Regions from separate parts of the Homo sapiens genome. Here all the other regions are linked to region 1. A link is a contact called in ENCODE Hi-C or POLR2A ChIA-PET data. All regions are on one chromosome and are shown on one strand. The core of a region is the stretch at or near the end of the contact, and the rest is flanking DNA. Distances in the headings are between cores, read along the strand shown. Region 1 overlaps NDUFAF2 (NADH:ubiquinone oxidoreductase complex assembly factor 2). Region 2 overlaps SMIM15-AS1 (SMIM15 antisense RNA 1). Region 3 overlaps LINC02057 (long intergenic non-protein coding RNA 2057). Region 4 has its middle 11 kb from the start of LINC02057.

Evidence for each region. Hi-C counts contacts between places; a loop is a spot of excess contacts on that map. ChIA-PET counts read pairs that join two places held with the same protein, here RNA polymerase II (POLR2A). Pooled maps may share reads with other maps.
Region 2: a map of K562 shows a loop between it and region 1 (2.8-fold over the local background). The contact joins two enhancer-like sites. A Hi-C loop is called at or near these places in 2 of 168 maps with a recorded cell type or tissue (Caco-2 and K562), 4 of 37 single-sample maps with no recorded cell type and 8 of 50 pooled maps.
Region 3: a loop to region 1 is called in a map of Calu3, with 3 times the contacts of the local background. The contact joins two enhancer-like sites. A Hi-C loop is called at or near these places in 1 of 168 maps with a recorded cell type or tissue (Calu3) and 1 of 50 pooled maps. POLR2A ChIA-PET finds 5 or more read pairs at or near these places in 2 of 52 experiments (HepG2 and IMR-90).
Region 4: a map of endothelial cell of umbilical vein shows a loop between it and region 1 (4-fold over the local background). The contact joins two enhancer-like sites. A Hi-C loop is called at or near these places in 2 of 168 maps with a recorded cell type or tissue (endothelial cell of umbilical vein and naive thymus-derived CD4-positive, alpha-beta T cell), 1 of 37 single-sample maps with no recorded cell type and 12 of 50 pooled maps. POLR2A ChIA-PET finds 5 or more read pairs at or near these places in 3 of 52 experiments (AG04449, IMR-90 and activated B cell).

The regions. Positions count from the first base shown.
Region 1 is chr5:61,051,608-61,054,599 of GRCh38, reverse strand. All of the region lies in intron 1 of NDUFAF2 (NADH:ubiquinone oxidoreductase complex assembly factor 2), which reads right to left. Among named protein-coding and RNA genes, the nearest start is that of NDUFAF2, 110 kb to the right of the region's middle. Within about 2 kb of position 1,564, at least 6 of the 41 ENCODE cell types and tissues checked have a DNase peak (open chromatin) inside an H3K27ac peak, as active enhancers do.
Region 2 is chr5:61,226,842-61,230,048 of GRCh38, reverse strand. The region is part of intron 3 of SMIM15-AS1 (SMIM15 antisense RNA 1); the gene reads right to left. Among named protein-coding and RNA genes, the nearest start is that of LINC02057, 36 kb to the left of the region's middle. RefSeq lists a silencer at 2,141-2,341. Within about 2 kb of position 1,633, at least 2 of the 41 ENCODE cell types and tissues checked have a DNase peak (open chromatin) inside an H3K27ac peak, as active enhancers do.
Region 3 is chr5:61,255,092-61,258,081 of GRCh38, reverse strand. The region is part of intron 1 of LINC02057 (long intergenic non-protein coding RNA 2057); the gene reads left to right. Among named protein-coding and RNA genes, the nearest start is that of LINC02057, 8.3 kb to the left of the region's middle. Within about 2 kb of position 1,406, at least 4 of the 41 ENCODE cell types and tissues checked have a DNase peak (open chromatin) inside an H3K27ac peak, as active enhancers do.
Region 4 is chr5:61,274,248-61,277,313 of GRCh38, reverse strand. No RefSeq gene overlaps it. Among named protein-coding and RNA genes, the nearest start is that of LINC02057, 11 kb to the right of the region's middle. Within about 2 kb of position 1,318, at least 8 of the 41 ENCODE cell types and tissues checked have a DNase peak (open chromatin) inside an H3K27ac peak, as active enhancers do.

The DNA of each region.
Region 1 (2,992 bases), core at 315-2,814:
TTGGATTTTGCCCTGTATCTCAGTTCTAGAAATCGTTACTGAATGCTACTGAGATTTGGTCTAATGGTGACGTCAACTGCCCAGGTGTAGACCATTTTCCTCACTGTTAGCTACTCCTGTCTCACAAATCACCTGCCCAGGACTATTCTATTGGCTCCCTAGGACTTGGAAACCTATGGTCTGGCCTGCTTGATCAGTGTTTATGACACCCACCTCTCCCAGGCCTGAACTGCATTTCCTTTCAAATCTCTCAAATATTTTGATAGGACTATTACTTTACTCATTTCCTAATTCAAAAACTACAGTTGTTTTTACAATGTGAATATATTTAAAAATATTGAACTGTACACTTCAAACTGCTTAAGATGTTATATTTTTATTTTATTTTTGTTTTTTCTAGAGACATAGTCTCACTCTGTCACCCAGGAATGAGTACAGTGGTGTGATCATGACTCACTACAGCCTTGAACTCCTGGGCTCTAAAAATCCTCCCACCTCAGCCTCTGGAGTAGCTAGGACTACAGGCACATGCCAACGTGCCCAGCTAAGTTTTAAATTTTTTGTAGAGATGGGGTCTCGTGATGTTGCCCAGACTGGTCTTGATCCTGGCCTCAAGTGATCCTACCACCTCATATGTTTTATTTTTTACCAAAATTAAAATTTTTAATTGTTTTTTAAAGTTCAGTTGTTTTTTCTACTATTTCCCTCCCTGACAATGCAAACTTTCAACAAAATATATTTTATTTCAATATTTCCCTTTATATCCACACCAAGACCTTCATCCAGGTCCCTCTCATTTCATGTCTATATTAATTTTAAAAACCTAACCATATTGTATTCTGATGTCTATTCTTTATTGTTTCTTTAGGAAACTACTCCATTCCATATGATCCTACTTTGTCCATGGGGTTGTGTGGGACTATCACCCTTCTACTTAGAGGTAGGAATGTTAACCAAATTTGACCCATGGTATTCTATCCTTTTAGCCACAGAAACTATTTCAGGGATGGGTACATGACCCCTGCTGGGCCAATGAAGAGTCTTCCTAGAACTTTTGCTGGTGCTTCCAGGAAAAGATACTTTCTCAGCTTCTATGATCATAAGCTATAAAGACCATGTAAGACCTGTGATTGCTGGGCCATCTATTCTACTATGTGGAGAAAATCTATCTATGAATGAAACCAATTCAGAGTCATGTTATGGAGATGGTGCATATCCTGATGACATGGATCATTTGAATCTAGCTCAATTTCTGTTCAGTTATATTTTCTAAAATATTGTATTAATTGGGATTGGCTAAGCTGCAGTAACAAACAGACTCTAAAAAACTACGTAGTTTAAATAATTAGAAGTGTATTTGTTTCTTATGCAACAGTGCTGGGTGAATGTTCAGGTAGGCCATGCAGTTCTTTCCATGCAGTCATTCAAAGATCCAGGCTGATGGCTACTCAGTCATTTTCAACACATGACTTCTAAGGCTTCCCTGAACACTGCCATTTCATTTAGTCAGAAAGAAAAAGAGCACCCAGGAACACATAATGGAGATTTTTATGGCTCATGCCAATGAAGTGACTCACATCTGTTTCATTTACAATGCACTAGAGAAAACTTAGTCACATAGCACACTTAATTTCAAATGGAGCTGCTAAAGGTAGTTTGTGTATCCACGAAGAAGGAAAAAGTGATTTTGGTAGGAAGCTAGTGGTCTCTACCACAAATATGTTCCTGAATAAAGCCAAATCAACAAAAAGGTTGAATAACGAACACTATCATATTCGCCCCAGAAAAACTGGTTTTACTGAATTAAAAACCTGGTGAAATACCATTACCCATAATTCAGTGTTATTATAATACTCCAGAAAAAAACTTATCAAATTAATCAAAGTATGTTATCAAGAATACTTGTTCATTACATTAGTGTCTACTTATAAAAACCATAGAAAAAGTCACATCAGACATTAGTATTAAGGATAATAGAAAATAACAAATATGCCAGTCGCAGTGGTTCACGCCTATAATCCCAGCACTTTGGGAGGCCGAGGCGGGCGGATCACGAGGTCAGGAGATCGAGACCATCCTGGCTAACACGGTGAAACCCCATCTCTACTAAAAATACAAAAAATTAGCCGGGCATGGTGGCGGGCGCCTGTAGTTCCAGCTACTCGGGAGGCTGAGGCAAGAGAATGGCGAGAACCCGGGAGGCGGAGCTTGCAGTAAGCAGAGAACGCACCACTGCACTCCAGCCTGGGCGACAGAGCAAGACTCCGTCTCAAAAGAAAAAAAGAGAAAATAACAAATATAATTTTTCTCTTATAGGACCAGGAAAGATTAACAACACAGACCCAGTGTTATTAAGAGTGTAGGAAAATTAACAAGCTCTCATACTGTTTGGAATATAAATTGAGCAGTATGAGTTGTGCGACCAACTGTTTCCTTTTCTGGACTGACTACCAAGAAGCTTAGGGGTATGACCACAAGTGCTCTAGTGGGGTAATTATATAAGATTTTGTACTTTATTGCTTGATTTTTTTAAAATAAGTAACATATTGTTTTTCGAATGAAAGCAAAATAAAGCTACTTTATTTTTGGAAAAGAAAAAATAGTTATACTTCTCTAAGTAGTTGTTTGATTGACCTCAGAGCCATTGTGAGGTTCTGACTTAAAGGTTTCTCCTTTTTGAGTTGGTTGCTACAAAGGTCAGAATTGCATTTGAGTCCACTCTTAGAAAATGCATAGCTAATCAGAGTTTATATTAGTGCCTCATATCTGGTTCTACTTTTTCCCCACCCTGACTTTACATTCCTCCTTTCACTGCAATTTTATGCCTCTATCTTTGAGTCTTCAATCTTACATCCTTTCTGGAAGAAGGAAGAGAATGATCTTATAATAGTTTTATTGTACCACAATTCTAACACCATCCCTATACAAAACTCAATTCTACAATGCATTTTTTTTAATACAGCAAAAATCCAAACTCTTCACTTTAGTGTTT
Region 2 (3,207 bases), core at 384-2,883, 180 kb before region 1:
GAAAGATCATCTGAAATCTAGAAAGATTCACAGGGTTACAGATAACAGTGGAATGAACTCTGGTTGCTGACCAGGAGAACAGGGTGGGGAGTGAGTGCTGGAAGAGAAAGAGGGTCCAGGAGGCCATCTGTAAACAGGGGCATGTGTAGCACACTCAGCAGGCTGGGCCTGGCTGCTCCAAGATGTCTAATTGGGGTGGACAGATACACTCCATCCGTGGGAAACAACCCCTTCCTGTCCAGATCAGAGGTTGCTGTCAGTGCTAAGCCTATAAGTTCTGAAGCCCAGAGTCAAGACCGAAAGCCCAGGCCAGCAGCATTCAGGGCTGGTGTCAGCAACCAGGCAGGAGCCTAGGCACAAACAAACGGAAGTTGAGGGCTAAGCCATGAGCCAGGAATCAGCCTGGCGAGGAGCCAGGGGGCAGGTTGAGAGCAGACTGAGCAGCCACGGCCCCCACCAGCAGGGTGATCAATGGGTCAGAGGATGCTCTGCAGACAGACAGCAACCAGGAAGACACAGATAACCATGAGCAAAGCTGGGAAGATAGGCCAGGATCACGGCCCATCTGCAGGAAGGGGAATGGGAAGTTGGCAGAGAACAGGATCAAGGAGGACAAGCATCTCGGATGGTCTCACTGCCAGTAAGAAAGCTGCTGGTTCTTGCATACTTGCATACTTCCTGCTGGGACAAAAAGCAAGCTCAAATCAGCCCAAGGCTTCTGGGTCTGTCCTAAGGATAGGATGGGAAGGTAACACTGTGCCTCTGTAACAGTTAGATGAGAGGGCCCCTCTAGGCAGATGCAGCCCTGGCTTGGCAAGCAGAAGTGTCTAGGAGAAGAAAAGAGCCCCATCGTCCAGGCAGATGGAGGAAGCACCCCACCTGCAAGCTTGGTGAGCAGAGTGCAATCTGGATTCAGTGCCCCCTATACCGCAGCCAGAGCTTCCGTGCAACCACATGCGTAACCACATGTGATGACCCTGCTGTGAAGCGGGGGAGGAGGGTCGATTCTGGTCCTGAAATACTTGCACACACTGGCCAGATCTTAGTGTTTTGACCGTAAGTCAGGACAATTTTGAGCTTCTCTTCTCTGAGTTCTCCGGCACCTTCTCAGACACAGGGGTTGTAAATGAGTCATCACCAGGGGTGTATGATGCATTAACACTGGACTGATTTCAAACACAGAGGCAAGTGGGTGAGCCCAGAGGGCCTGGTGCATCTGCATTGTGGTGCCACCACAGCCTGCCTGGGCAGTGGCTGGCTTATGCAGAGGGCAAGCTGGGAAAAGCTACCAAAAGGCACTGCTGCCAAAAATGCCGTTCCAGTTGGATGGCAAGCCATGTTCCACGACTCCGCGGCTGGAGAACAAAAACTCCTGCTGTGCTTCTTTTAAGATCAGGAAAATACCACCTTCCTATGGGGTTACTTCTGAAGATTTCATTAAAAGGCAACGGTGGTCACAGCCTTGCGAACTTAGCTCCCTTCCCCAGGGGCGATCATTGTACCTGACCACCGTGCTTTTGTTTTGCCACTCAGAGTAGCCCTTAAACTGCCTCTACTTCCTAATTTGTCATCCACCCATTTCCTTATCTTTTGATAGCAGCTCTCCCAGGGAGCGTGTTGGTTCTGGCAAGAGGCTCTTGACCTGGTTTCTGTTTCAGTTAGGTCTATTTCCATAGGTCTGACCAGTTAGGTCTCTCTCATGCTATGCTTCTGTTCAATATTTCTTGAATGCTTGGCATGTGCCAGGCACTGTGGTAGGGGAATGCAGAGACGACTGACATGGTTTCTCCCCTTAAGGAGTTTGCACTATGGTAGAAGACACAGAAACAAACCAGCAGTAGTGGGCAGTGGCTGCGTGCAGGCATATCCAGCATCTATTCCCTCCTTCCTCTTCCTAACAGAATCATAACACTGTTCTGGAATCTTCTCTCTCCTCAAGAATCACCTCTCTTTCTCTTTCTCTCTCTCTCTCTCACACACACACACACACACACACACACACACACACACACACAGCGCCTGCGTTGGAGGTGAGGTCCAGTAACTATTTGGTGGATAAAGCCAGAAGCAGGATGAGTCAGAGGTGGCATTTAAGAGGAAGGGAGCTGGGGCCGCACTGAAAGCCCACACTGGCACTGGATGGACGGTGTTACTGGATCCACTGTGGAGTTGAACTGTATGGTGTGAGCAACACGGGCCAGCAGGACTGAAGAGAAAGCCAGTGTGCAGCTGTGCTTCGTTCATTTTCACTGCCCCAAACTATATAGTATGAATATACTATAATTTATTTATTCATATTCATGAGTTCATTTACTCATTCAGTCAATGGACATCTGAGTTCTTTCTAGCTTCTCAAAATTGTGTTTCTTTGAGAAGGGTTGTTTGATTTTGTTATTATGATAAACAGTGCTGCTGTAAACATTCCAAAACAGGTCTCCTGGTACACATGGTGAAGTTCATATTTAGGGGTTAATACCAAATTGTCTTCTCCATGATGGCACAATTGGCATTTCCAACAGCAGGCATTAGGGTTTCCATTTGTTCCATATCCTCACTCACACTTTGTCTTATGACACTTATGATATTTTTTAAATCTAGCGATTTACATTGCAAATTTGAACTTGAATTGTTCTGATATTAATGAGATTAAACATATTGTGAACATTGGTCATTTGTGTTTCTGCTTCTGTGAAAGCTTATTCAAGGCTTTTGCCCATTTCATCCAGAGAAGACTGATTTTGGCTTGGACCAGTGTAGTGGCAATGGGGTGGTGAGAAGTGGCCAGTGAAAAGAAGCACTGTGTTGTTATAAAGGAATACCTGAGGCTGGGTAATTTATAAAGGAAAAAAAGGTCTATTTGGCTCATGATTCTGATGGCTGGGAAATTCAAGATTGGGCATCTGCATCTGGTGGGGGCCTCAGGCTGCTTCCGATCAAGGCAGAAGGCCAAGAGGAGCCAGCCTGTGCAGGGACCACAGGGTGAGAGAGGAGGCAGGAGAGAGCTGGGAGGTGCCAGGCTCTTTAGCAACCAGCTCTGTGGGAAGTAATGGAGTAAGAAGTCTATCAGTCTCTATCAAGGCATTAAATCTATTAGGGCATTAATCTATTCAGGAGGGATCCACCCCCATGACCCACACGCCTCCCATTAGGCCACACTTCTAACACTGGGGATCAAATTTCAACATGAGGTTTGGAAGAGAAAAACAT
Region 3 (2,990 bases), core at 157-2,656, 200 kb before region 1:
TAAAGTTTATATTTGTTAAAGCAAATTTTCCTAGTGAAGTGTAAATCTCGTAAAAACTTGAAAAAAGAAAGACACAGGAGAAAAGAATAACTTGTTTTCTAGTGTCCCTTACCATCTGAGGAGCACTTTTAGGGAGATGGTGAATTTGCTAAGGAAATCATTCTTAACAATTTAATACACATTCCTCATTAGCAACTCTGTCATCCAATTTTAAACTTAAGCTAGACTTAAATAAAAGTAATAAAAACTGTGTTTTAATAATTCCAAATGACTTTCACTCATTCTGACCAATTCCTCCTCAGTCCAAATTACTGAAGTTTTCTCATAATACTTAAACAAGCCCATTTTCAGAACCAGTGACATCATGATGATCAAGACTGCATTCATTTTCTCCTTCACACATTTTCCTACTGGATGAGTGGCTTCCTTGTTTAAACATGGAATTCACTCATCATAAAATGGATTTCATCCAGACACGAAATATGAAAAAATGAACTCATAGGAAATGACCCTTGAAATTCACACCACCCTCAAGGCTTGAAAGGATTTTCTATTTCATCAACTTTAGATGAGCCATAATAATAAAACATAAAATACTGCCTGTAATCCCAGCACTTTGGGAAGCTGAGGCGTGTGGATCATGAGGTCAGGAGATCGAGACCATCCTGGCTAACACGGTGAAACCCCGTCTCTACTAAAAATACAAAAAATTAGCCAGGCTGGTGTCGGGCACCTGTAGTCCCAGCTACTCAGGAGGCTGAGGCAGGAGAATGGCGTGAACCCAGGAGGCAGAGCTTGCAGTGAGCCGAGATTGCGCCACTGCACTCCAGCCTGGGCGACAGAGTGAGACTGTGTCTCAAAAAAAAAAAAAAAAAAAACCATAAAATACTACACAAAGATTAGAAAATCAGAAGTCACATAACTCATAGTTCTTCCCAAGTCTTGTTTTTCTTAAGCTAACTCATTCTCAGCACTTACAGCCAGTCCAGCCAGCCTCCATTCACTGTGTTTCCAGAACATGCTATGCATGCCTCTTTTATCATTTACTATACAGTTTTGGAATTATATGGGATGTATCTTCTCCCAAACTTGATTGCTAACTCTGCAGGTCAAAGACCACATCTTGTTTATCTTTGTGAACCTGCTAGATCTCACAATAACTGGTATTTAGTGGGCTCTCAGTAATTGCTTGTTTTGTTGTGTTATTATTACTATTTTGAACTATATGGAGAATCATTTGGGCCCCGTTTTTGCTCCCCTGTGACAAAGACAGCTGATTGCCACTTAGCCACACTGCCCCTTCTCACCCTTCTCCACCTTGCTTGTGGAGCCTTGATTTTGTTTGAAGGTCATGTGCTCAGGAAACAACTCCCCTTGCCAGGCTGGGTGGGGACATGAAGGGTTATTAGTCCAGGCAGTCTTGGCAGGCTCATGCCCTTGGCCTGTGGCCCAATCTTAGCCAAGGAGGTCTGACTGTAAGCCACCTAGGGAGCTTTGGGAAAAGGCTTTTCTTATAGTACAGAGAGACTCATAGGAGGAGACCCTCTCTTTTCACTGGGCATTGTTGTATTGCATGGGATGTCTGGAACTGTTGCAGACAGACATCTTGCAACATGAGTGGGGGACATCCCCAACCTACTAGAAACTGTAGAGAGAGCCTTGGTTGTTTGCTTGGGCTGGAGCCACTCTGCCTGAGACTTCCATTTTGAGAGATAATTAATCCTTAGTTGAATCCTATACACTTTAATAAAGATGGGGGAAACCCAGAGAAGATTCAGGAGTCCTCTACTAGGAGGAACAGAATGAAACTAGAAAGTTAAAAGGAATCAGAGGTTGCTGGGTGCAGTGGTTCATGCTTGTAATCCCAGCACTTTGGGAAGCTGAGCAGGGAGGATCACTTGAGTCCAGGAGTTAGACAGTAGCCTGGGCAACATAGCTAGACTCCGTCTCTACCAAAAATTTTTTTTAATAAATAAAAAAATTAGCCTGGCGTGGTGGCATGTGTCTCTAGTACCAGCTACTTGGGAGGCTGAAGTGGGAGGATTGCTTGAACTGGGGAGGTGAAGGCTGCAGTATTCTTATGACTTATCTAAAGCTGATGAAACAGAAAATCATGCCACTACACTCAGCTTGGGTAACAGAATGAGACTCTGTCAAAAAAAAAAAAAAAAAAAAAGGAATCAGAAGTTTTACCTTACGGTAGAGAAGCCTATGAAAGAACTTGGTTGCTGTTTCCAAGCTCCTGGAGAGTTTTATGGGAGGGGTGTCAAACTGTTATTCTACAAGACTTCTGAAGACCTAAGTGAAAGAGGAAATGGAATTAAAGCAGGAGAGACTCTGGCTGGATTTAAGGGAGAATTTGCCTGTAAGAATGCTCAAATACTGATATGGGCTACTGAGAGTAAGAGTCTGTCCCTTTGGAAGAGGACAAGAAAGGGCAAGTGTGAGTCCTTGAGCAGTTTATTATTCACCTACTTAATGGCAATGGTACTAACCAAATGGCTACTTGAAGTTTGTAATCTTATGTTCATCTGGAGAAGAGAAGCTACTGAAACTTAAGTAGATGAGGAATCAGCTACAGACTTCCGAAAGTATCCATTAGGTGATAAGTTTGATCTGACAAAGCTGGAAATACCTGTTTTAGCTCTATCAGGCCAAAATGTCAGCCCAACATCCAGTTTATAATTTACGCTAAACACACACTACTTTATCAGAGCTCTGTGATTAGTCACATACCCAGAACAAGGACACTGTATGAGAAATGTAGCCTCAGGGAAGGTGGCTGATTATGTCTGGGGTGCTTATTAGTAGGGCTGATCCTAATCTGAATCCACTTTTCCATGGAAGAATGTAAAAATGAGTATTGGATATGGTCAGTCTCTCTGACCATGTAAAAGCTCTATACAAGGTATGCAAGTCACCAGGCAGCCCGGTGTGGAGCAGCTCTGCTTCATGGCCACTGGTTCCTGTGTCCAAGACCTGGATTAAAG
Region 4 (3,066 bases), core at 69-2,568, 220 kb before region 1:
GGCAGAAATACCAGAGAGTGAGCTGCTGTGCTGTGCTGGGCAAGGAACCCTTTTGGATTTGGGTTGATGGAATTTTTTTTCCCTGCAACTTCATACCTATCACTTTATCCTTTCTTGAAATCACAAAATGTCTGTACATAAAACAAACACACAAAAAAGCCATAAACTGCATTCAGAGGTCACACCATCATGCCAATGTAAGGACCATTTTTCCTAAGAACAAACATTCGAATTGAATTGAGAATCAACACCTTAATGAGTCAAAGGCAGTAGGAAGTGAGAAAAGCACACAAGGCTTATGGAATGAGATGGTTCCTGGAGACTGACAGAAATCCTCAGGGCAATGTGGCCTCCAGAACAGGCAAGGGTACCAGCATGCATTTTTCTTCCCTCTCCTTCTTTTCTTCCCTCCCTTCTATCTTAATTCTTTTCTTTGAGACACGGTCTCACTCTGTCACCCAGGCTGGAGTGCAGTGGCACAATGACAGCTCACTACAGCCTCAACCTCCTGGGCTCAAGGGATCATCTAGGACTACAGATATGCACTACCATGCCTAGGAAATTTTTTAATGTTTTATAGCAGGCCAGGTGCAGTGGCTCACACCTGTGATCCCAGCACTTTGGGAGGCTAAGTCCAGAGGATTGCTTGAGTCCAGGAGTTCAAGACCAGCCTGGGCAATATAGGGACACCCTGTCCCTAAAGAAAAATAAAAAAAAATAGCTGGGCGTGGTGGTGCACACCCATAGTCGTAGCTCCTTGGGAGACTGAGGTGGGAGGCTTGCTTGATCCTGGGAAGTTGAGGCTGCAGTGAGCTGTGACTGTGTTGCTGCACTCTAGCCTGGGTGACAGAGCCAGACCCTGTCTCAAAAATAAATAAATAAAAATAAAATTCTTTGTAGAGATGGAGTCTTGCTACATTGCCCAGGCTGGTCTCAAACTCCTGGCCTCAAATGATCCTCCCACCACGGCTTCCAAAGTGCTGGGGTAACAGGTGTTAGCCACCTCACCCAGCCCCTTCCTCATTTCAAAGCACCTACTTTGTTGCATTTCAGGAACTACTCTAGGCTCTGAGGGTTGGAATAAATAAAAAATAGTCATGCTCCCTGCCTTCACAGAGTTTTCACTGTAGCAGTGAGAGCGGTGTTGATCTAGTAACCACACAAATGTGTTAGATGGTGACCCTGAGGAACGCCATTGAAGGAGAAGTATGATTGGTGCCACAGCCTGCTTTGACCTAGTGAGGGAGGCTGGGCAAGATCTCCCTGAGGAAGTGATGAGGCTCGCACCGAGACGGGAAGGATGAGTCGGCGTTCCGGGCAGAGGAAGCAGCTTGTGTAAAGCCCTGAGGTGGAGGGAAGCTCCTCTAGTTTGAAGAACTGAAAGACAGCCAGGCATCTGGAGCTCTGAGAACAAAGGGGAGAGGGTGCAAGATGGGGCTGGAGAAGGAGGTAGGGCCCAGGCCACACCCAGTTTTGGAGGCCTTTTTACGGATTTAGGCTGTTCCTAAAAATCACGGGCAAATTTTGCAAGTGTTTTCAGCAGGAAGGTGTTATGATCAGAGTTTATTTGAAAGTGATAACTGCAGGAAAATGGATTCAATGGAGGCAAGAAAGGGAGCAAGGAAATAATAAGAAATAACAGTAGCTGGTGTGTACAGAGCATGCTACTTTGGGCCACGTACTGGTCTGTGACCTTTATACACATCGCCTCCTTCAGTCCTCACACAGCCCTGTGGGCCAGGGACTATCATCCCTCTCCTTTTAACAAAGAGGAGATTGAGACACAGAATCACTGGACCAGCGTTGGTTGGCTTGTAAGTGCTAGAACCAAGCTGAGACCCTGGTAGTCCCTGGCTAGAGCCTGAAGCTTAGTTACTACATCCCAGGGGCTCCTTCCTGCCCACAGGCTGGGCAGCAGACAGTAGGGGCTTGCATCAGGGTGGTGGCATGGACAGACCCATAATAATGGAAAGAACTGACAACACCCAGACCAGCAGTACGGGAGGGGAGAGTGAGAGCCAGGTAGGAGAGAGGGGAGGGAGAGCCAGGTAGCGGAGAGAGGAAGGAGAGCCAGGTGGGGGTGCAGCTCAGGGGCTGAAGCGTCTGGGAGGGGCTGGGTTTGAGGTGGCACACATATCCAAGAGCATGGAGGCTTCTGTACAGCCCTAGAGCTAAGGAAAAGAAAACAGATTTGATAATCCAGTGTGGGCACCCTTATTTTCTTTCTTTCTTTTACTAGGAATTCCAGGAGATCAGCTAAGAACTGCCTGCTTTGGTTCTCTTCTTTAAAAAACCAGACCTATGCCAGTTTTGTTCCTGCTTTATTTATTTGTTCAGCTTGATGTTTAATTTTTTTAGTTTCTAAAGGTTTTACTTTCACTGTGAGTGCACTGCTAAAAATTCTGTCTGAAGACTGCTTGGATTCACATGCTCATTGATTCTCCCTCCACCCATTTCAGAATTAACCTGAGCAAATAGCCATGTTTTCTAGTTCCCAAATTCCTCCACTTCTGCCAACTGACATTCTTAAATCTGACATTGGTCAGCCTTGACCCTTGGAATGTATGTATCATTTTATTTCAACAATGCACTTTAGATGTCTACATGTTAAAATTTCTTAAGCAATACAGGCTGTACTTTGTCAATAGCTGCTACAAAAATACATTTTAAAATACCCAGTTGCTACATTCTTGCCTAGAGATAATTTACTGGAAAACTTGCTGAAGAACAATCTTCTCATAGATTTCTATTAGTAATCTAATAGTTCAAACTACTGGACTACAAAGGCCTATTTGGCAAACCCATTCTCTGACACAATGACGTGGACATGCACACACACACAGTTTTTAAAGGGAAGATGAAGGCATGCATTATTGCAAACATGTTTTAAATTCTACAATATATCACCAGAGGGAGAACCCTAACAAGTTAGTCAGAATTAGAATTATAACTATGTAGAGTACCTTTGGCTGAGCTATTTTCCCTTGGTGATTCCACAAAGGCAGCAAGGCTCTGTGTATGTTTCTTTGTTAAAATACACTGTGAAATGGGGGTTGGTCGTGCATT